2 separate regions of the Homo sapiens genome follow, and region 1 is linked to region 2. A link is a loop called in an ENCODE intact Hi-C map of the cell type or tissue named here. Cell type or tissue: natural killer cell. All regions are shown on one strand. Links, peaks and the distances in the headings refer to the core of each region. The heading gives the core; the rest is flanking DNA. Region 1 overlaps FYB1 (FYN binding protein 1). Region 2 has its middle 36 kb from the start of FYB1.

Region 1 (11,189 bases), core at 2,394-7,393, 92 kb after region 2:
GCTGGGATTACAGGCGTGAGCCACTGCATCTGGCCCTCCTTGGTCTTTCAACTGGAGCACCTCAAACAGCAGATGGACTCTGCCTCTGGAAGTAGTAGTAACGGGTCTTCGATTAATATGTCTGAAATTGTCAATGGTGAAGGCACTCTTCTGTGAAATGTTCCTGTTCTTTTTAATGGCACAGAAACTAATCTGGCAGGAATGTACGGAAAAATTCACAAAGCTAGTTCAATTGACCGGTTTAGTATTCGTCTGGGAATTTTTCTCCAAAGATACCCCATAGCATGAGTTTTTGTGATTATATATATGGCTTGGCTTCACCTCTGGGTCATGATTGTTCTGTTGACTTATACACCAGAAATGCACCACGACCAACCATATGGCAAATGAACTGAGCCCAGATGTTGCAATGATTAGTTGTCTTTTTCTAAACTTGGGATCTGCAAGAAGGCCAATTGCCTAAAATTTCTGAGAATGTGCACAAGATTATTTTATCACTACAAGCTTTTAACTTTTTAAGTTATTATGCAAGTATTCTGCTACCTAAATCTTCCTATTTCCTTTAAATGGTAAGAGTTTCTAAAAGAGACAATAATTTAACAAGCTCAACTCTGCTTTTTCTGAGTTCAGTGGTCCTAATATACATGTAGAGAAAGATGCTGGTGGTGTTCACCTCTGTACAGACCATCTATATGTTAGGTGACATTGATAATGGGTTACAATCAGGGAAACTAATTGTATTTAGTGACAAAAATAAAAAGTTTCCTATTTTGATTAAAAAAAGAAAAAAGGAATTAATATGAATGATTATTACATATTCATTAATTATGTGTTCATTTCACCAATTGACTATTATGTTTGGACTTTATACACGATTATATGCACAACAGTAAATGTGACTACGGTTTTTAACTTAATTTTTATAATATAGTGACAAGATTTAAGAATTAGACTTAGAAGCTGTAAAACCTGGCATTGTTTGATATTATAGTTAGAATTATTAAGCAAAGTATACAGATTAGATAAATAAGGTGGAGGTATCTTTACATGCAATTGATAACCTAACTGTGGCAATTAGGGCAGTATAGATCAACCCAAGGTCTTTGGACATTCTCAGAAATCCACAAATTTCTTACACAATTTTTTACATTATGTTTTCATTCAGTGAAAGTCTAAAAAAAAGTTAATGGAAGAATAACTTTTTCATTAATTGTCATTAAAATACACCTTTACTTGTCTCAGGCTAACAAGTGCAGGCCAAACATTGTCATGATGAACTACAGAAACAAAGGTTTTACAGTAATTGAAAGAAGAAATGTAGTGGGAAAACTGAGTTATAATACATGACATGATAATATAGCAATGCTAAACTCAAGAGAAATATTCCTGATTACGGCACTTTAATTAAAAATGGAATATGAATGTGGGCTAAAAGTTTTTGAAAAAAATAGGCTTACTCAGCAGTTAAACACATGCTACCAATTGCAAAGGTTTATTAGCACCGTAAGAAAGTTACACAGAGACACATCTAGTTTGACTAATTTTTTTTCACTAAAATATCCATAATAAGGGAAGAGAATTAACATTTATAAAGTGTCTTTTGTGAGTTTGTGATGGGCACTGTTGTTAAATAATATAATTGTCATAACTTTATTGTGGAGTAGAATTTTTGCCTTTTTACAGAGTAAGCTGATGCCCTGGAGGATTAAGTGATTGTGCTAATGAAATTAAAAAGTGATTACAAACGTCCAGTGACGGAGAGGGTATGAGGAGACAAGACTTCATTGAGGCACATTGCTGAAGCCTCACTGGAGGACAATTGGCAGATCCTACAGGAAAATAAAATATGCAAATCTTTCATCTCAGCAATTCTACTTTTAGATCTCTGTCCTAGAACACTTCCCCCCACCACTGCCCTGCAGTTACACAGAAAAGCACAAGTAGATGCTTAACATTACATTGTTTTTAGTCAAGGGGGAAGACTGAACAAACCTGGACTATCCCTAACACAGAATACTCTGGAACATTTACAAAGAACAAGATAGGCCCAGAATAGGCAGCACAATATTCAGCATGCAGAGCAATTTAGGTTTTTAATCAGATATTCCTGTGCATACATACAAAGGTCAGTAAACACTTAGAAAAAGTTCTGCAAAGATAAACAATGGTAGTTTCTGGGAAAGAGAGGGCAAGGAGGAGTGAGAGGTCATCTGAAACTCTACTTTATCTGTGTTGTAAAGCTTCTTCCAGAAATGAGTCATGTATTATTTGTGTAATAAAAAATAACTTAAAACAAAAACAAAAACAAGGGAGAGAGAGAGAGAGACAGAGAGAGAGAGAGAACTACCCAAGATCACACCTCTAGTAGAAGCTTGATCCCCGCATCATCTCATTTCAAAACGCTCGCTCTCTCCACTGTGCCCCACTACTTCTTTGTGGCTTTTATATTTTTTTCCTTCTGTGTCTTTTCTTCTTTTAGGTTGGTGCAAAGTTAATTGCAGCTTTTACCAAAAGTAATGGCAAAAACCGCAATTACCTTTGCACCAACTTTATATATCTTTCTCTCCTCTAAAACCTGATTTATCATCTTATGTTTATGTGCTATATTTTGACTCAGGGTCCCTCCTTTCTTTTTTTATTTATATAAATTTAAGGGATAAAGTGCAGGGGTTTTTTTTCATGGATACCGTGTGTAGTAATGAAGTCTGGGCTTTTATTATAACCATCACCAGAATAGTGTACATTGTACCCATTAATTAATTTCCAATCCCTCACTCTTGCCAACCCTCCCACCCTTCCCAGTCTCCAGGGTCTATTATTTCACACTCTATGTCCGCGTCTATATTTAATTTAACTCCCACTTACAAGTGAGAACAGGTGCTTTTTGACTTTCTGTTTCTCAATTATTTCATTTAAGATAATGTCCTCTACCTCCATCCATGTTACTGCAGAAGACATAATTTTATTTTTTTATGGCTGAGTAGTATTCCACGTATACCACATTTTCTTTATCAGTGTCATCCATTTTATAAGTTTCATCCATTGATGGACACTTAGGTTGATTCTATGACTTTGCTATTGTGAATAGTACTGTGATAAACATACAAGTGCAGGTGTCTTTTTGGTAAAATGATATCTTTATTTCTTTTTTTTTTTTTTTATGAGACGGAGTTTCACCTTGTTGCCCAGACTGGAGTACAACGGCACAATCTTGGCTCACCACAACCTCCACCTCCTGGGTTCAAGCTATTCTCCTGCCTCAGCCTCCCGAGTAGCTGAGATTACAGGCACCTGCCACCAGGCCCGGATAATTTTGTATTTTTAGGACAGAAGGGGTTTCACCATGTTGGTCAGGCTGGTCTTGAACTCCTGACCTCAGGTGATCTGCTTGCCTCAGCCTCCCAAAGTGCTGGGATTAGAGGCATGAGCCACTGCTCCTGGCCGATTTCTTTTCTTTTGGTTGAATATCCAGTAGTAGGATTGCTGAATCTTACAGTAATTCCATTTTTAGTTGTTTGAGAAATTTCCATACTGTTTTCTCTAGAAGCTGTACTAATTTATATACATTCCCACCAACGGTGTATAAGCATTCCCTTTACTCGACATCCTTGCCCACATCTCTTATTATTTTATTTTTTAATAATAGCCATCCTGACTGCTGTACGATGATATCTCATTGCGGTTTTAATTTGCAATTCTCTGGTGATTAGTGATGTGGAGCACTTTTTCATATTCTTGTTGGCCACATGTGTGTCTTCTTTTGAAAAATATCTGTTCAATGTCCTTTGCCCACTTTTTAATGAAATTATTTTGGGGGTTGTGAGTTGATTGTAGATTCTGGATATGAGTCCTTTGTTGGATGCATAGCTTGCAAATGTTTTCTCCCAATCTGCAGATTGTCTGCTTATTCAGTTGATTATTTCTTTTACTGACAGAAGCTTTCTAGTTTAGTTAAATCCCATTTGTCTATTTTTGGTTTTGTTGTATTTGCTTTTGAAGTCTTAGCCATGAATTTTTGCCTAGGCTAATGACCATAAGTTTTTCCTAGGTTTTCTTTTAGTATTTTTATAGCTTCAGATCTTACATTTAAATCTTTACTCCATCTTGCATTAATTTCTTGTGTATGGTGAGAGATAGGAGCCCAGTTTCATTCTTATGCATATGGCAGTCAAATTTTCCCAGCACCATTTATTGAATAGAGTATCATTTCCCCAGTGTACATTTTTGTCGACTTTGTCAAAGATCAGTTGGCTGTGGGTATGTGGCTTTCTTTCTGGGCTCTCTATTCCATTCCATTGACCTATGTGTCTATTTTTATACCAGTGCCATGCCGTTTTGGTTGCTATAGCCTTGTCGTATAATTTGAAGACAGGTAATGTGATGGCTCCAGCTTTGTTCTTTTTGTTTAGGATTGCTTTGTCTACTCAGGGCTCTTTTTGCTTCCATATGAATTTTATGATTATTTTTTGTAAGCAATGGCAACAATAGTCATTGCCATAGCAAAAGTAGCAAATATTTAACTTAACTGAGTACCTTCTCTTGTCACATGTCTGTATATGTAGTTGTGCTTCTTACAGGTTTACTGAGTCATAGTCACTTTATCTCCCTTTGAGTCACGCTAAGAACACTTGCTCTGTCCAGGCACTACAGGGAAGCTCTGCCTTCTTTGTTGGCAATTCTAGTTCTTTCTCCAGTGCATTACAATTCTTTGCCTGGTCTAATGGTCTAATTTGTCCCTTTCAAAACTTCATAGTTTTAGCAAGGAAAAGCTTGCTTCCTGGATGAACCACACTGGTCAGGCAATTTCCTTTATTAAAATTTCTTTGCGAGGCTTTCTCTTTCTTTACTTAAAAAGGGTGTATGTCATAAATTAATGTAGCACAGGCCAGTCATGGTGGCTCACACCTGTAATCCCAGCACTTTGGGAGACTGAAGCAGGTAGTTCACGTGAGGTCAGGAGTTCGAGACCAGCCTGGTGAAATCCTGTCTCTACTAAAAATACACAATTAGCCAGGTGTGGTGGTGGTTACCTATAATCCCAGCTACTCAGGAGGCTGAGGCAGAAGAATCGCTTGAACCTGGGAAGTGGATGTTGCAGTCAGCTGAGATCACATCACTGCACTCCAACCTGGGCAACAGGGCAAAACTCCATCTCAACAACAACAACAAAAAAAGAACGTAGCCCAAAAATGTGCTGTGTTGGGTGTGCAGAGTTTTTTGTTTGATTGATTTCTTTTGTTTTAATAGTTGCCAACATTCAAAAAGTAGAGGATTTTATAGAAAAATCTAGTCTTTTTCTTCACATATTTACAGTGGGCTGGAGCCCCACAGTGGCCACCCACTGAGACAGGGCATTAGTTTCCTGTTCACCATGGTCACGTGCTCCCAGCTCAGTGCACACAGGCATGCTCCTGCCTGGCACCCACAGACAGCTGAATTTGGAGCACATGCTTTATTTCTCCTCTGTTTGCCCCTCTCTCTCCCTGAGGATGTGCTATTGCCTCTGCACATCAAGGTTTATTCCTTCTCTGCTTATAGATGTTATATTACTGGCTTATATTGATTTTATCCTAAAAGTGTTCTCAAAGGATTTCTACTGTTGATTTAGCCAAAACATTCACTATTCCCTCAAAAATTGAAAGTGTTCATCTGAGGATGTTTCTAAAACTTGATTTCTAGTGCTTTCTTTGCTCCTATAGAAGTTATTAGTACACTTTTAAAATAACTTTTCATATTTGAAGAATATTCAGTTATTGCCTTATGCCCAAATATGTTGTATCTTAGAGGAGGGAAGAGACACCCTGTAATCTATGAGCATCTGACAAAGAACTTTTCTTATATGCTGACATTTTTCCTTCTTAAAGTCACACTTAACCTTCCAAAAAAAGATCCAAAAGTCAGCAATATCCTGTCTAATTACCGCCTAATTTGAATTTCATATTATTTTATGACTGGAAAATGAATAAACTCATTTATAAAAACAATTTACCTTTCATGATTACATATAATTGAATAACCAACAAAGTTATTGGGGAGGTGAATTTTTAACTGTTGAAAAAATTATTCAGAGACATTGAATGTTAAAGTTAGATCTGAGTTGGAAGAGTTTATGACAGTGATCAAAGCCTTTCTGTACTTATTTTCCTCTCATTGATCATTAGATTTGTTTTGATCTCTACCTCTTCACCTCCATTCTAATTTCAGCTTTGATTATCTATGTAAACATTGATGTTTCAGTATTACTTTTCTTTCCACTTTGTTGGACTGTTCTAAGCTGCCTAACATTTTCTTGGCAGTTTGCATTCAAAGCAAAAGATTTCATACTAATATAATTACAGTGCTTTGTTTTCAACTAAATTGGTTTTCAAAATTTCCCATTCACAATGGTTTACAAATCCTTTGAAGATAAGAGCAGATGGCTTTGAATTAGGGCAAGGAAAAATTCCGTAAAACTAGATTTTCTAAGTCTGTGACCCAGGCGTTTCAAGTCCTTAGACTTGAAGGCTGCCGAGGATTGAAAATTTTTAATGATACTTTTACCTACATAACAATATCTACTAATATGTTTGTATTGTATATGAAACTCTGTATTATATCAAATACCAATCATAAAAGAGAATGTTCATTTTTCCAGCTATTTAATTAAATAGGATGCTGTACTTCTAATATTCTTTATAAAGAAGACATACTCACACAAATAAAATGTCTTATAAACATATGAAAGAATGCTCAGTCTCACTTATAAATATGAAAATCCAATTGATATAGCATTTATGTTTTACCTATCAGGATTATTAAGACCAAAAATGTGTGATAATATACATGCCAGTGAAGTTATGGTAAAACAGGTATTCTCCCACTTGTTTAAAAAAAAAAAAATCACTAAACGGCATTACTTACCAAAACTTTTTTTTTTTGAGATGGCGTCTCTGTTGCCCAGGCTGGAGTGCAGTGGCACCATCTCGGCTCACTGCAACCTCCGCCTCCCTGGTTCAAGCGATTCTCCTGCCTCAGCCTCCCGAGTAGCTGGGACTACAGACAAGCGCCACCACGCCTGGCTAATTTTTGTATTTTTAGTAGAGACGGGGTTTCACCATGTTGGCCAGGATGGTCTGGATCTCTTGACCTCATGATCTGCCCACCTCGGCCTCCCAAAGTGCTGGGATTACAGGTGTGAGCCACAGCACCCAGCCTACCAAAATATTTTAATGCTCAGTTCTTTTGACCTACCGATTTCACTTTCTAGGAATTTATCCTACAGGTACATTTATGCTTGCAGTCAAAGACATACATACAAGAAAAATTTTATAATTGTAATTGTCTAAAATAGCATAAAATAAGCAACAATCCAGAGTTCCTCAGAAGGTTGAATATGGAGTTACCTAGCAATTCTACTCTTGGTATTTACCCAGGAGAAATGAAAACATAGGTCCACACGAAGACATACATTAACGTTCATAGCAGCATTCTGTATAACAGGCAGAAGATAGAAACAACTTAAATGTTCATCAACTGATGAATGGATAAATAAATGTGACATATGATGAAATATGATTCAGCCATAAGATAGTAATATTAATATCTGCTACAATATAATTGAACTGCAAAAACAACTAAGTGAAAGAAACTAGTCACAAACAACCACATATTGTATGATTCTGTTGACATGAAATATCTGGAATAAGCCAATCTGTAAGAAACCAAAAATAGATTATTGGCTGCCTATGGCAGCAAGGTTTGGGGATAGGGATGGGGAGTGACTGCCAGTAAGTACAGGGGTTTATTTTTGAGGTGATGTGTATATTCTAAAATTAGATTATAGTACTGGTTGCACAACTGTAAATATATTAATACCATGGAGTTGTATATTTTAAACCAGTTTATTTATGTGACTTATACTTCAGTGGTTATTTTTATAACCTAAGTGACCAGAAATAATGAGACTGGTCACATAAAATAAGGTAAATCCATGCAATGGAGAACTCCACTGTCATTTAAAAAAAAAAAAACCAGATTGCTCTTTTTGTGCCAATATATAACATCTTTTTAAAATTAAGTTAAGAAAGCAAAGTACAGAATAATGTATATACCATGGTTCCATTTCTGTAAAAAAATACATAGAATATATTTCTTGAAATATACCTAAGAAACTAGTAACAACTGTTGTCTTTGAGGCTTGTAACTAGACTATGGGGGTCTAGAACAGGGGTTTTTCTTTTCAGCATTCCCTCCTATATTTTCTTAAATGTTTTACTGTGCAGATATTTATTTTACAGTTTGCTTTTTTAAATTATTTTTGTTTTCTAAATGGAAAAAGGACAAAAGAAAAAGAAAATCAATCAGTGAAACATTAAATGTGTGATACATGCAGTGTCATAGGGCATACGCAGGTGTTGACAGTGGAGACCCACCTCAGAAGCTCACTGTTTAGCTAGGAAGAAAATGAATAAATAAATGAGAAAGTAATTTATGGTAATTTTAAATAAAATAAAAATGGTGTGAGAAAACACATACCAGTGCTCTGCGTACAAACAGAGAGCTCTCTGAGCTAGGTGATAACACCAGGGAATCACAGGACAGCCACACCACACTTCAAAAGGGCAGGCAGTTTTTTTAAATCTTGCTTTTAACAGAATGGTCAGATGTGTGGCAATTAGCATGTCATTTCGAGCACAGGTGGCAGTTTAGAAAACTTCTAATAAAAGTTACTGAAGTATGATGATCCCAATCTCTCTGCACAGATGGAAATAAACATGTCCTATCGATCTTTAAAGCGCCTATCCCATACAGAACACAACTGTCTTAGTTCCTAGAGTAATTCATAAGTAGCACTGAATACCTACTGTGTGCTTGGCAGATAGACATATTTTGAATTCTTATAGCAGCCCTGCAAGTTAAGAGTCAGTAGTCCCATTTTAATAGGCATAGAATCTAAAACCCAGAGAAGCAAAATAAATTACCCAGTGCCTTACAGCTAATACTGGGTGGGATTAGTAGTCAAGCCCTGGCCTCAATAACTTCAGCACAAACATTCTTTCTGCCAGTCTTTCAAATCCTCATGTTGAAAATTGTTTCTGGTGTGTTTTGGAGTGAAGAATCTGGAAGTAGTATTTGGTTGTTTTGGTGCCTACTGGGGTAGATCTAGGGATTTAAACTTCTTCATTCTTAGACTATTCTAAGATTCTCGAACAAATCTAGGATTAGACATGACTAATTTGAGGAAAAAGTGGTTTCTGTTTGTTTATTGTTTTCTTTGCAATTGAGGGGAGTAGACTGTAGTGTATGAATGGGACAGCCAGATCAATTAGTAGCTAAGAAGAATAGGACCATTTATTAAGAACTACCATACCATGTGTCAGATGCTTCTGCAGAGTGCATGTATGTGACCATTTCGCAGATGAGAAAATGAAGACTTGGAGATGTCAAGCAACTTAACCAAGTCTTCATATTGAGTAATAAAAACTGGAAGGTTGATATAAAAGTGGTTGAATCTGAATTTAAACCTAAGCCTTTCATTCTTTACTTCTCCATGAGGCCATCCAAACACATTTAAGATATAGAAGTAGCAAATGTAGGGGTTTTTTCCAAGAAGTTTGGCCATGAAGAAGAGGAACAAAATCAGCTGGTATCTAGGGTGGGGGAAGAGGTTAAAAAAGGATACTGTTGTTCTTCTATAGAGTTGAAGATATCAGACCATGTTTAAGATGGAAAGTGCATTGAAAAGATGAAACGCACAGTTCAGAGCACATGGTAAGTGCTTAGTGAATGTTTCTTGCTTGATGCAATGAAGGAGTTAATAATAAAGGGAGTGGGCTGTACAAGGAAGCAGGCACTGATGGGAACTAAAATGCCATTGTTAGAATGTGCAAGGAGGAATGCCATCTTTCCAGAGAATCTGGAGCAATAGAAAAACGGGAGAGCAAGATATCAGGAGATTTTCAGTTAGAATGCAGGGCAAGTGGAGATAGTCAGATGGGGCATTCTCCATGTTCTTAGTAAAATAAGAGGTAAGGTCATCTGTAGTACGTGAGGAAGGCAAGGGTAGGGTCTGGGAATGAAGGGGATTACAAACAACCTTTATGGTAAATGTGGTAAGATCTCAGTGAGACTCAGTCCTGAGAAATTCTGTGTTTACTTTAGATGCAAATGACTGTATGTGGCCATGCAACCATAAGAGATTCCATTAAGTGTCCACTCAAATAGTTTTACAAACTACTTAGTGCAGAGTTCACCAATACAGACTCTGGCAGCGCCATGTAGTTGCTAGAGCTTTTCTTCTTGTTTGAATGGGAAATGCTATGTACCTATACTGGCCCAGAGAAAATAAAAGTCTATATGCCGAGTTGCCAGCCCACGGCTAAAATCTGAGACAAATGCTTAATAATTCTCAAACAAATAGATGATGAAATTAAATAATTTCCAAATTTCTTAAGTTAAAGTAACAGAAATGATTTTATATGTGGCACCCCTCAGCCTTGTGTGACCATCTTTTATGTTTATGCAATGCTTCAGACTTTTTAAGATGCTTTCACATGTATTAGCTTATTTCATCCTTAAACCCTTTGAGGTAGTTAGGGCTCGATTACTCCCATTTGACAGATGGAGAAACTAAATCACATGGAGATTAAGTGATTTGCCAAAGACAAATAGCTCTTTGGTGATAGAGCTGGAGATAAAATCAAAGTTTTCTAATGCCTGGTCTAAGATACCCCAAGAAAAACAGAATTAGAAATGCCAAGTCTAGGGTCAGGGTTTTGTGGCAATTGGGAGCAGCAATATGGTATAACGTCTTTGGTGTTGTTAAGGAATCCATGGATTTAAAAATGAAATTGAGAACCAGATCTCCACATGTTCCTTATGCCCCTCGGGACATGAAGACTTTAGGTACCTTCTTAGTCAAAAGTCACAAACATTAGAATCTACAAGGTAGATATCCTAAGTCTTCATAGATCTTTGTTACCAGAATGTTGTAAAAGTATCCAGAACCAGCATTTTTGACCAACAGAAATACATAAAATGCAAAGTTTGTGAAGTAATACAATTTCCATTTCCCATGAGTATACCACCACCCTCGTTGGGTCCTCTCTATTCATTTCCACCTCTTCTGTCCCTGCTCCATCTTCCATTGCCCTCAAATCCACTTTTCTGTTTATAGAGATTTAGATCCTGACAAAATCTCACCATTTTGG
Region 2 (11,189 bases), core at 2,054-7,053:
TATACACTACGATGTATACAGTATAGGTCTTCAAATGACTGAGAACTTCATTTTGACATCACTCTTAAATGATAGTTGAGCTGACTATAAATATTCTAAATATATAGTTACTTTTCCTCACCACTTTACAGACTTACTTGATTGGCTTCTCACTTCCTTTGTTGCCAGTGGAAGTGTGCTTTCAAATCTAATTGTCATTCCTTGTATTTAAAATTGTCACCTCCTTTAAAATCTTTATGTTCTGAGCTTTTACTATGCTTCACAGAGACGTGAATTTATTTTTACTTATCCTGCTTGGTACTCCTAGTATCAATTTAAAACAGGAGGCTAAGAATATTTTATCTAAAGAGACCAGTAGTCAATGTTTTAGGCTTTGCAGGCCCTCTCACATCTGTCACAGCTATTGAACTCTACTGTTGTAACAAGAAAGTAGCCATAGACAATGCATAATAAATGGGTGTGGCTGTGCTCCAATAAAACTTTATTTATAAAAATGGATGTCAGTCTGGATTTACCCAACAAGCTATAGTTGCCAATCTCTGATCTAAAGCCTAATGACTTTCTTCAATTCTTTAGAATTCTCAGCCATTATCTTTTCAAAGCCATTACTCTATCATTTCCTCCTTCCTATGCTTTTTGTCTAAAGCTCCTATTAAAGCTAGTCTCTGATCACCTATCCTCCATGATTTTAATTGCTCTTCCAAACTTTTTATCTCTGTGTCTCTCTTTGATGAATCTTAAATCCATTTATCAGCTTCATCTTTCCATTCACAACTTTTTTTCGTATGTGTTGAGTCACCAACTGTCCTAGTGTGTCCAGCACTCTCCCAGTTTTAGCACTAACATCCCATGTCCTAGAAACCTTTCAATTCCAGACAGACCAGGAAAGTTGCTCACCCTATCTAGAGTGTCCAATGCAGATTTTATCCTATTTCTTGAGTTTTTGTTTTAATGATAAAGTTTGTATTTCCAATTTTTGGAATTGTTTCTCTTATCCCCCACGTTCCTGCCTAATATGTGCATGTTTTTGTTTTAAATATTCTTATATTCTGTTTTGGATAGTATTCTATTATTTCTTAATGAATCCTAAATTCTTAAAGTCCTTTTCAGATTATTCTATTGTTTTAATTTAATTGATATAACTGTATATTTCATGGATGATTTTGTTGAGTTCACTTTGTCATTAATAGTTTTCTTCCTGTGTTATGGAATTTCATGTTGTAGACAAATTTCAAGGAGGCTTTGTTGATCGGTTGGTTAGTTTTCTTTCTACCTGCCTTCACTCCACATTCTCTCATGCTGTACTTACCTGTACCACTTCTTCCTGAGGCCTCCAGCCCAGAGCCAGATCTACATGAACATCTGGATGATTCAGGCCCACAGTAATTCTGGACATTTCGCATACTCGTTACTAAATCAACCAGCCTACTGGCCTAGCTCCTGGTGCTGTGCTGTACTTAGTCCAGGGTTTCTTGTTCTGGAACTGGGTTTCCTGCAGTTTTGTGCATTGGAGAATGATTATCAGCATCTCTGGTCTCTACCAGCTAGATACAGTTGGACTTCAGCACTTTTGTGCATTGTTAGATGTTTAGTAGCATCTCTGGTCTCTACCAACTAGACAGCAGTAGCACCTCCACACCCTCCCATGTGACAACTCAAAGCATTTTCAGATGTGATAGAATGGCCCATGGTGGTGTGAGGGGGCAAAATCCCCAACCCCCCAGTTGAGAATCACTGGTTTATACCAACACAATCTCAGCAACATACGATTTAGTCCCCTTTCATGTTGCTGAGGAGGGAAAAGCATGTCTCTTACTGCCCTTGGTTTCACAGAGTGACCCTACACTATAAAAGCTAGATTAACAAACCCTTCCATACCCTGAACCAACAGCCGCCTATTCAGTCTTCCAGTCTCACTCATTGCCTTGTGCCTCTGTTCTCTTTCCAAAACAGAAAGATTTATCTTCTTTTTAAGTGTTGCTATCTTTACATTTTTTTTCATTTTATATTTAATCTATCACTGACATGTGCTAAGTCAGTGAGAGAGCCAAAAGCTTTCATTTACTAACCAGAAGTTGATTGCTCTCCTCCATCTCTTTTCCTGCATTTCCCTTTAGCTCCATATCTTCTGGGTTTTTGTTGTTGTTGTTCTTATTGTTGTTTTGTTTTGTTTTTGACACAGGGTCTTGCTCTGTCACCCAGGCTGGAATGCAGTGGCACGATCTCAGCTCACTGCAACCTCTGCCTCCTGGGTTCAAGTGATTCTCCTGCCTCAGCCTCCCAGGTAGCTGGAATCACAGACATGCACCACCACACCCACATAATTTTTGTATTTTTATTAGAGATGGGGTTTCACCATGTTGGCCAGGCTGGTCTCAAACTCCTGACCTCAGGTGATCTGCCTACCTCAGCCTTCCAAAGTGCTGAGATTACAGGTGTGAGCCACCACGCCCGGCTAGCTTCATATCTTTCGTTTCTCTTTTCCCCCTTCATCCCTGATTAATGGTATTGAGTAAATCAACAAAGGAGAGGAAATGTTTCAGCATCAGGGTAGATGAGACACTAGGAGAATTAATCAAGTTACTTCCAGGTCTCCATTACCACACTTCACCCCTACTCCAACCTATTAAGACGGTGGTTCTCAAAGTGTGCTCCCAAACCAGCACATCAATATCACCTGGGAACTTAATAGAACTTCTTGGGCCGCACCCAATACCTGCTAAATAAGAAAGGAGGTGGGGCCCAGCCACCTGTGTATTAACAAAGCCTTCCCAGTGATTCTGATGCACGCTCAAGTTTGAGATCTCCCAAACCCAGACACAGCTAAAGACGCTTTGGATCAGTGGTCCTCAACCTGGCTGCCCATTTTAACTGCCTGTTGAATTTTAAAGTATGCAGCTGTTTGAGTGCCAAGCCCAGAGATTTTGATTTGGCTGGCCTGGTGGCTCAGGTACTTTTTTTTTTTTTTAGTCTCCAAATGATTGAAACATCCAGTCAAAGTCTGCTTTAGTTATTCATTTACTGTTTAGCCCATTCTGATCATCACTTATGCTGGTGTTTTGGAATTCTAAGCGAAAATTGGTAAACTTCTAGTGAACAAAGTTTAAAGTGATCTCTTCTGGAGCTTGACTCCCTTGATTTCTATTTCAGTTCTTCTCATTACAATTTACCTTCTCTGTGCCTCAATTTCTCCATATGTAAAAAGCGATAAGTCACTATACCTACTTGTTAAGTTTATTTTAAGAGTTGCATGGGTTTATGTGTGAATATCTTCAGCATAATGCCTGTCACACAGCAAAATCTACACAAAATATTTCTAAAAGATTTTGTAAGTTCTACATGCAAAAAAAAAAAAAAATTCTGCAAGACGAACCTAAGTCAAAATAAGTATCTTGGGAAGAGAGACTTTTTAAAAAGTATTTAAAGGGTATTTCTCTTTTTTTCATATTAGGACCTTTGCTTTATAAGTCCTACTTTTTCCCAAAAACTGTTATATGCTGTTTAAAAACATTGGTAAAAATTAACTTTTCTCATAAAAAATTTTAGAGTTTTACTATATGCCTTTTAAAACTAGCTAATGGAATTTTAAACCAGAGTTCAGAATATTCTATACTCAGATTTGAGCTACAGAAACTGATAAGCCAACAATAAATTCAGCCCTTATGCAAGTTCTGGCAGAAGTGAAAAGACATGGAGATGAAATTAACATCTGCTGAATCTGATCTATAACAGATATTTAGATGAAATTATTTCTGTGAAATCTAGTGAAAACAGTGAAAACACTTTCACAGATGTTTGGGAGGCTGAACTTACATGAAAATGTTTGACTTTTCAAGGTATGGACATAGTCCAAAAGAACTACCATCACTTTTACTCATTGCAACTTTGAAATAAAAGTAGTTACATTCACTTTATCACAAGAGGACATTCATCCGAGAGAAATTAATTTTATCACATGTACCCACAACTACATGAGACAGCATTTCAGGCTGGGTGGACTTTTTTCAATAGCAGAACATAGCCACCCAACACAATACAGCTGCAATAAACACTGCTCAAATTAGTCATCTAGGAGGCAGAGAAGGGGAAGACAGGGAATTTCCAAACTATGTCTTAATCATCAAGCAAACCAACAAAAAAGACTGTGAGGGTGAAATCGTCGTAGCTTCCGATTTCTAAGCAAAGTCCACCTGTAGCTACCAACCATGCCTACTGCAGATGGTTGTAAAACCTAGCCACCCTGAGCTAATTTGATAAGCAGGGCAAGGAGAGAGGTAGGGCATTCCCATAAAACAGCCAGGATAACCATGTCTTGATGGCTAATTCGGCATGAAAACCCGTACGTAATATTCTAGACTCCTTGACTCTTCAATATTCTCATTTTTCTCACTATTCTACCCTTCCACACGGTAAGTCCTTCTTTTTAATTTGTAAGCCACATACACCAAAAAAAGGTGGGGAGGGCTGCAAACACATTCCTGGGAAATGATGCTAGGTCTCCCTTTTGATCACTGTGAATACTGGTTTCTCCTTTGGGTTCATTGCAGACAGGTAGTCAATCTATAGGTGAGGAAAAAATGCCTTCTTGGGCAGGTAATTTGCACAAACTAGAAACACACCATATTTTTGCATTTGTAATATCTGTGTTACCTTTCCATTGCTAAGATCTGTATTTAACTGAATGGCTATAAATACTGCCCCCATAAATACTTGTAATTAAAGAAAGATTCTATTTAACGGAGCACTTACTATGTTAACTGTTCTAATACATTTGGACCTTTAAGTGACCTAGATCATCAGTGGAAACAAAGGAGAGATACTGATTAAAATTCAAGGCTCCTTGAAGCTAGCTGGTTGAGTGTGGAAGCCTTACCTTGACAGTAAATTCTGTTTTCTCAAGTTCTCTGAGTAGCTCTTTTCTTCTTGTTGCATCCTCCACACTGAGACTGGATTGGTCTTCATTAATAGACCCACTGGATTTATCTTCCACAAGCCTGCTTTTTATGTTACCTACTTTGTTCCTGAAAACATTGGAGTTGGTGATGCAGTTCAGATAGTTTCCCTTTGGCTTTAAAGTATACAGTTCTGGGTATGTAGAAAGAGTCAGGATAAGGTTTGGTAAAGTTTGTCCTCTGCGTAGGCAGCTGATTTTGGACATGTTTGGACTGGAAGCAGTATCTAGGTGTGGAAAATGGGGTCATATTTAAATGAATAACATCCTGCTTGGAGGTTATGGACAAGTCTTGAGTGTGCGTGTGTGGAAGGAATTTAGGGGTGGTTAAAATTTGGTATAAAAAAAGGTACTGAAGTCTGCAACTTTGAAACTCATCCAAAAAAAAAAAAACAGGTGAATGGATAAATGGAGAGATGTGATAAAGCAAGGATGCAAAATGCTAACCATTAGAGAATGTAGGTGGCAGTACGTTGGTGTTAACTTCCAACTTTAATTTCAACTTTTGCAAATGCTTAAAATTTTTTTAAAAAGCGTGGAAGGGAAAGTTTAAATGTCACATAGACTGGGCAAGTAGAGCTGGGAAATATGGAACTCCATTTTCTATATTCTTAACCCATGTGTTTATACCTCCATTTATCCACCAAATGAAATATCCACAATAAACCTTTTCCCCCAAATGTAAATAGCTCCATGATTTTCTCCTCTTGTAAAAATGAGATGCATGTGATGATAAATTGTTCCGAAAATATAAGAAAATGTAGAAAAGGTAAAAATCTTACTATCTAAAGAAAACCACTATTAACACTTCAATAAATATTTTTCTAGACATATCCCTACACAAAGTATAAGGCCTTTCCATTTCTGCCTTTTACAGCTGTGCTTTTGCTGCTTCTCCTTCACTTTCCCCTCTGCCAGATCAGGTCTGGCACTTCCTTTAATGTTTGGTTCCAACTTTCTTTTTTCATGAAAACTTCCACTTTGCACTCTCTCCAGCACTAATCCCTCTTGATTTGGTGTGTCCTGTCTTCAGCATTTCTCTTGTCAATGCCTTGAAATTCTCATCAAGCACCTTTAGTTTTCAGATGCATTTTCTTCCCAATTATTTTGCATTCCACCATATTATTTTGCATGCCTCAAGTTGCCAATATGTTTTCCACAAGGCTTGCAATTTTACAAAAACCTGTTCTGATTAAGGCAAAACCATGCTTCTAACTTAATAAGTAACTACACAGTTTAAAACAAAATCCTCCTTCTAGATAGAAATGAGGATATTCATGCCAACCAATATATGCTAATTTAGGGAAACACTGAGATTGTAATTGTAAAATAGAATTTTATTTCAGAAAATATAAGCCAGATTCAGCTCCTGCTGTTTTTGCTTAGATTTTGTCATTGTCCAAAACCACAGTAAGATATCATCTCACACCAGTCAGAATGGCTATTATTAAAAAGTCAAAAAATAACAGATGCTGGCTAGGTTGTGGAGAAAAAAGAACGCTTATACACCTTTGATGGGAGTGTAAATTACTTCAACCATCGTAGAAGACAGTATGGCGATTCCTCAAAGACCTAAAGACAGAAATACCATTCAACTCAGCAATCCCATTACTGAGTATAGAGCCAAAGGAATATAAATTGTTCTATTATAAAGATACATGCACGTGTGTGTTCTTTGCAGAACTATTCACAATAGCAAAGACATGGAATCCACCTAAATGCCCATCAGTGGTAGGCTGGATAAAGAAAACGTGGTACATATACACCATAGAACTACTACGGAGCCATAAAAAATAATGAGATCATGTCCTCATTCATGGATGGGACGTGGATGGAACTGGAGGCAATTATCCTTAGCAAATTAACACAGGAACAGAAAACCAAATACCACATGTTCTCATTTATAAGTGCAAGCTAAATGATAAGAACACATGGACTCATAGAGGGCAACAACACACACTGGGGCATATCAGAGGGTGGAGGATGGAAGGAAGAAGAGGATCAGGAAAAATATTGGGTACTAGGCTTACACCTGGGTGATGAAATAATCTGTTCAACAAACCCTTACAACACACATTTACCTATGTAACAATCCTATACATTACAACACACATTTACCTATGTAACAATCCTATGCCTTACAACACACATTTACCTATGTAACAATCCTATACCTTACAACACACATTTACCTATGTAACAATCCTATACCTTACAACACACATTTACCTGTGTAACAATCCTATACCTTACAACACACATTTACCTGTGTAACAATCCTATGCCTTACAACACACATTTACCTATGTAACAATCCTATATATGAACCCCTGAACCTAAAATATTTTTTTTAAAAAAAAGATTTTGTTGTTGTCATTTCCCAAGGATTCATGATGAGTCATAGGTTCAGTCTCTGAAGAGCAGGAGAGGTTCTGGACTCCCCAGATGGCTTTTGGCAGTGTTTATAGACATTTTTATTTCATGGGAATAAAACTAGGCTTTGGGTCTTTAAAATGTGAAAATAAGTACTCACTTATATTTGAGAGTTATCTTTAATATATCTACTTCAAGGAGTTTCCATCAGTTCACATTCTTGCATTGTAAATTTTAAACATGGTTTCCTAATTTTATGGAAGTATCTTATTTATTACCACTGCAATGTCATCTCAGTGAATCTCAAAGAATTAGCTTAATAGACTAGATAATGTGAGCAGTAAAACGTGTACTTTTCTTTAGGAATAGAAAAAATCGGATTGTTTCTGTCTACCCCTTGTAAGCATAGCATTGTCCTGAGCTATATCAAGGTTCAAATCACTTTTTAAACTTTGTATTTTAGGAAATAAGAAATATAATATGAATAACAATTGCTAACATTTTACTAAGTGCTTCCCCTATGCCAGACACAGTTGTAAGTATTTTTAAAATGTCAAATCATTGAATTCTTGCAGCAACCCTGGATGAGGTACTACTTTTACTCCATTTCATGAATCTGGAAACCAGTGGGGAGAGAAGTTAAGTGATTAGCAGCCAGAAAGATCCAATCCTAGACTGTCTGGCCCTAGAACCTATGTCTAAACTATTCCACTCTCCTAGTTCTCTAGGGTAAAAAGAAAGGCACCAACCCAGTCTAGCGGTAGAATACAAAGAGAACTTGCTGTTTCATAAACTTAGTATGAGTTTGCATGTCTCTCTCTGTATGTGTGTTACTAGGTTGGTACCAGATTGTTAGTTAACTGTGCTAATGATACTGTGAGCCCTTCTCTTAAGACATATGCTTTGACCTTTTTAAAAAGAATTGGGAAGAATTTATACCAATTGATTTCTCCTTCCTTGCATAACAGATTGTTTGTGTGTTTGTGTGTGTGATCAAAAATATATTAAAGAAAATTTTAAAAAATTCCACAGCCATAGCTATTTCCCTTATATTATGTGACCATTCAGTCTTTATCTACAAGTATATGCATTTTGCATAATTATCATATTATTTTTTCACTTAAGTTTAATTCATAAACATTAGCTCACATTCTTACACACTCTTCATAATCCTTTTAATTATTGCAACACATGCCCTGTTTTTGTTATCTTTAGAATTATTACACATTATGACTCTGTTTTGAGCCATCTATATTTTATTTTATTTCTTTATTTTTTTATTTTTTATTTATTTATTTACTTTTTTGAGACGGAGTCTCGCTCTGTCGCTCAGGCTGGAGTCCAGTGGCGCGATCTTGGCTCACTGCAAGCTCCGCCTCCCGTGTTCACGCCATTCTCCTGCCTCAGCCACCTGAGTAGCTGGGACTACAGGCGCCCGCCACCACTCCAGGCTAAATTTTTTTATATTTTAGTAGAGATGGGGTTTCACCGTGTTAGCCAGGATGGTCTTGATCTCCTGACCTCGTGATCCACCCGCCTCGGCCTCCCAAAGTGCTGGGATTACAGGTGTGAGCCGCTGCACCCGGCCCTATATTTTATTTTTGTACCTTTATCATACCTTTTAAATTACTACTTTACATTATATTACCCAATAGAACTAGTGTCCCTCATTCCTTCCCTCATTGCTTCTATTTTCACAACATTTACTGATGTCCTTATCCATGTATAAATAAGTAAACTTTATAATAATTTTACTTAGTTCTTAAATCCTAGCTCTGATTCTAATTGTATTTTTCTGTTTCAAAAAAAAAGGATTAGTATACAGGGTCTAGCTTTCTTTCTTAGCATTCCTATGTATAGGGTGCACCTTACTTTTCACACTTTGCTCTTTAGAGATTTTTTCCAACTACTCAAGTAGCCCTACCTATTCTCAGGATGGCTTTAAGGTCAAGGCAGGATCTGGCCAGGGAGTAGAGAGCAGCCCATATGGAGCATCAGCCAATCCCACAGTAAATACAGTTCCAGTTCAAATGATTCCCCTCTAACTGAGTGAGCTAAGTGGTCTCTGGCAATGAAGGGCTACTTATTATATTTTTGTTGTTACCATTGTTGTAATTCAATTTAATTTTCCCCTAGTGTGGTCTATAGGGTATTTATATTAACTTATAAAGTGTTGGGCTATGTATCATTCTCATAATTTCATGGTCTAAATTAATTCCTTCAGGATTAAACACTACTTCTTATTATCTCAAGAAACACTGTTGCAGATCACAGGCCTCTATTTTCCGTTTTTCCAGGTTCTAAAATTTAAAACTTTAAACAACAAATCACTCAAGGTTTGAGTGAGATACATTCACCCACAAGACATGTAAAATATTCTCCTAATATAATCATCCTCAAAGGTTGCTATAAATCATCATTTGAAATCCTTTCATCTTTTGACCATTAAATTGCCAAATAAAACACTCAAAAATGACATGATTCCATCTTAAAGATGTTAATATTTGGTTTCTTTATTAAGGTGACTTCAGGGTAAAACATTTGTATGTATGAAGAATGGTTATTGCATAAAATCTCAGCTTAAGACGTCATCCATTTTTGTTTTTCCTTATCCTGAAATCAGAATATCATATCATTTTGAAAGTTTTTCTAGCCACTTCCCAGCACTCGCAGCATGAAGCTCACACCAGAAGTTTCCAGAGATCACCCCAGAGGTGATAAGATCTCGCCCGCCCTTCCGTCCCAGGATAGTGTGATTGCGGGACCATGGAATTTACAAGGTGAGATTCAAAGGACCCTAATTGTCTCTCTGCTTTCAAGTAATCCTGCCATTTAACACCAAAAGAAGAAAAAGAACCAAGAACATGAAAAGTCCTACTATCGCTCCACTTAATACTACTCAAAAAAGGAGGTTCCAGACACTTTGATGGTGATATTTTTGTTTTATTTTGTTTGACAAAATCTATTCTGGATAATGTTCCCAAAATGCTTCCTAATCATCAAACCTAGTGGAATCTTGTTAAACATGTTGATGGCATTTGATAGTCTTTCCTCGATTTCTGCAATACAATTCTTCCCTGATTCTCCTCCCTCTGTCTCTAACAAGTCCTTTTCAGTATCCTTTGAATCACACTTTGTATTTTGGTAACACACAAGGCACCATCTTTGCCCCTCTCTCACTCTGCCTGCCCTCCCTCAGCATTCTCTGCTTCTCTCAAGACTTTAGCTCCTGTATTAGTCCATTCTCACACTGCCATAAAGAACTGCCGAGACTGGCTAGTTTATAAAGAGAAGAGGTTTAATTGACTCACAGTTCCACATGGCTGGAGAGGCCTCAGGAAATTTACAATCATGGTAAAAGGGGAAGCAGGCATGTCTTACATGGCAGCAGGGGAGAGAAAGAGAGAGAGAGTGCAAAGGGAGAAGAGCCCCTTATAAAACCATCAGATCTCATGAGAACTCATTCATTATCATGAAAACAGCATGGGGGAAACCACCCCCATGATCCAATCATCTCCCACCAGGTCCTTTCCTCAACACATGGGGGTTATAGGGATTACAATTTGAGATGAGATTTGGGTGGGGACACAGAGCTAAACCATATTAGCTACTAACTCTTTGCTGATGGCTCACATGATGAAGTCACCATCTTTCACCAGATCTGTTCCTCCTCTTGTATTCTGTAACTTGCTGAGTGCATCCCTCACCTTCTGAGTCATTTTATATTTCTCCATTTCCACCAGTGCACTGACACCAAACTTACAAACACATACACATCATTTTCTCTCCAACTATGTTCAATAGGCTTTTTTCAGAATTTAGGCTCTTGTCCTCTTTGACTCACTATTATAGTTTTGCATCTCTC

The links. Hi-C counts contacts between places; a loop is a spot of excess contacts. Peaks named below come from ENCODE experiments on the same cell type or tissue, not always from the same donor. Only the 100,000 strongest peaks of a DNase experiment are listed, where the experiment ranks them.
Region 1: it touches region 2 in a loop (2.8-fold over the local background); 1 of 110 quality-filtered maps calls a loop at or near these places.

The regions. Positions count from the first base shown.
Region 1 is chr5:39,158,409-39,169,597 of GRCh38, reverse strand. All of the region lies in intron 2 of FYB1 (FYN binding protein 1), which reads left to right. It also overlaps the pseudogene GOLGA5P1. Among named protein-coding and RNA genes, the nearest start is that of FYB1, 56 kb to the left of the region's middle. RefSeq lists an enhancer at 11,157-11,189. In natural killer cell, for the core only: no CTCF peak of the experiment used is centred there; DNase peaks (open chromatin) are centred at 4,607 and 5,377; H3K27ac peaks cover 1,170 bases.
Region 2 is chr5:39,249,586-39,260,774 of GRCh38, reverse strand. It overlaps a transcript of FYB1 not described here. Among named protein-coding and RNA genes, the nearest start is that of FYB1, 36 kb to the right of the region's middle. RefSeq lists an enhancer at 4,016-4,225. In natural killer cell, for the core only: no CTCF peak of the experiment used is centred there; a DNase peak (open chromatin) is centred at 4,104.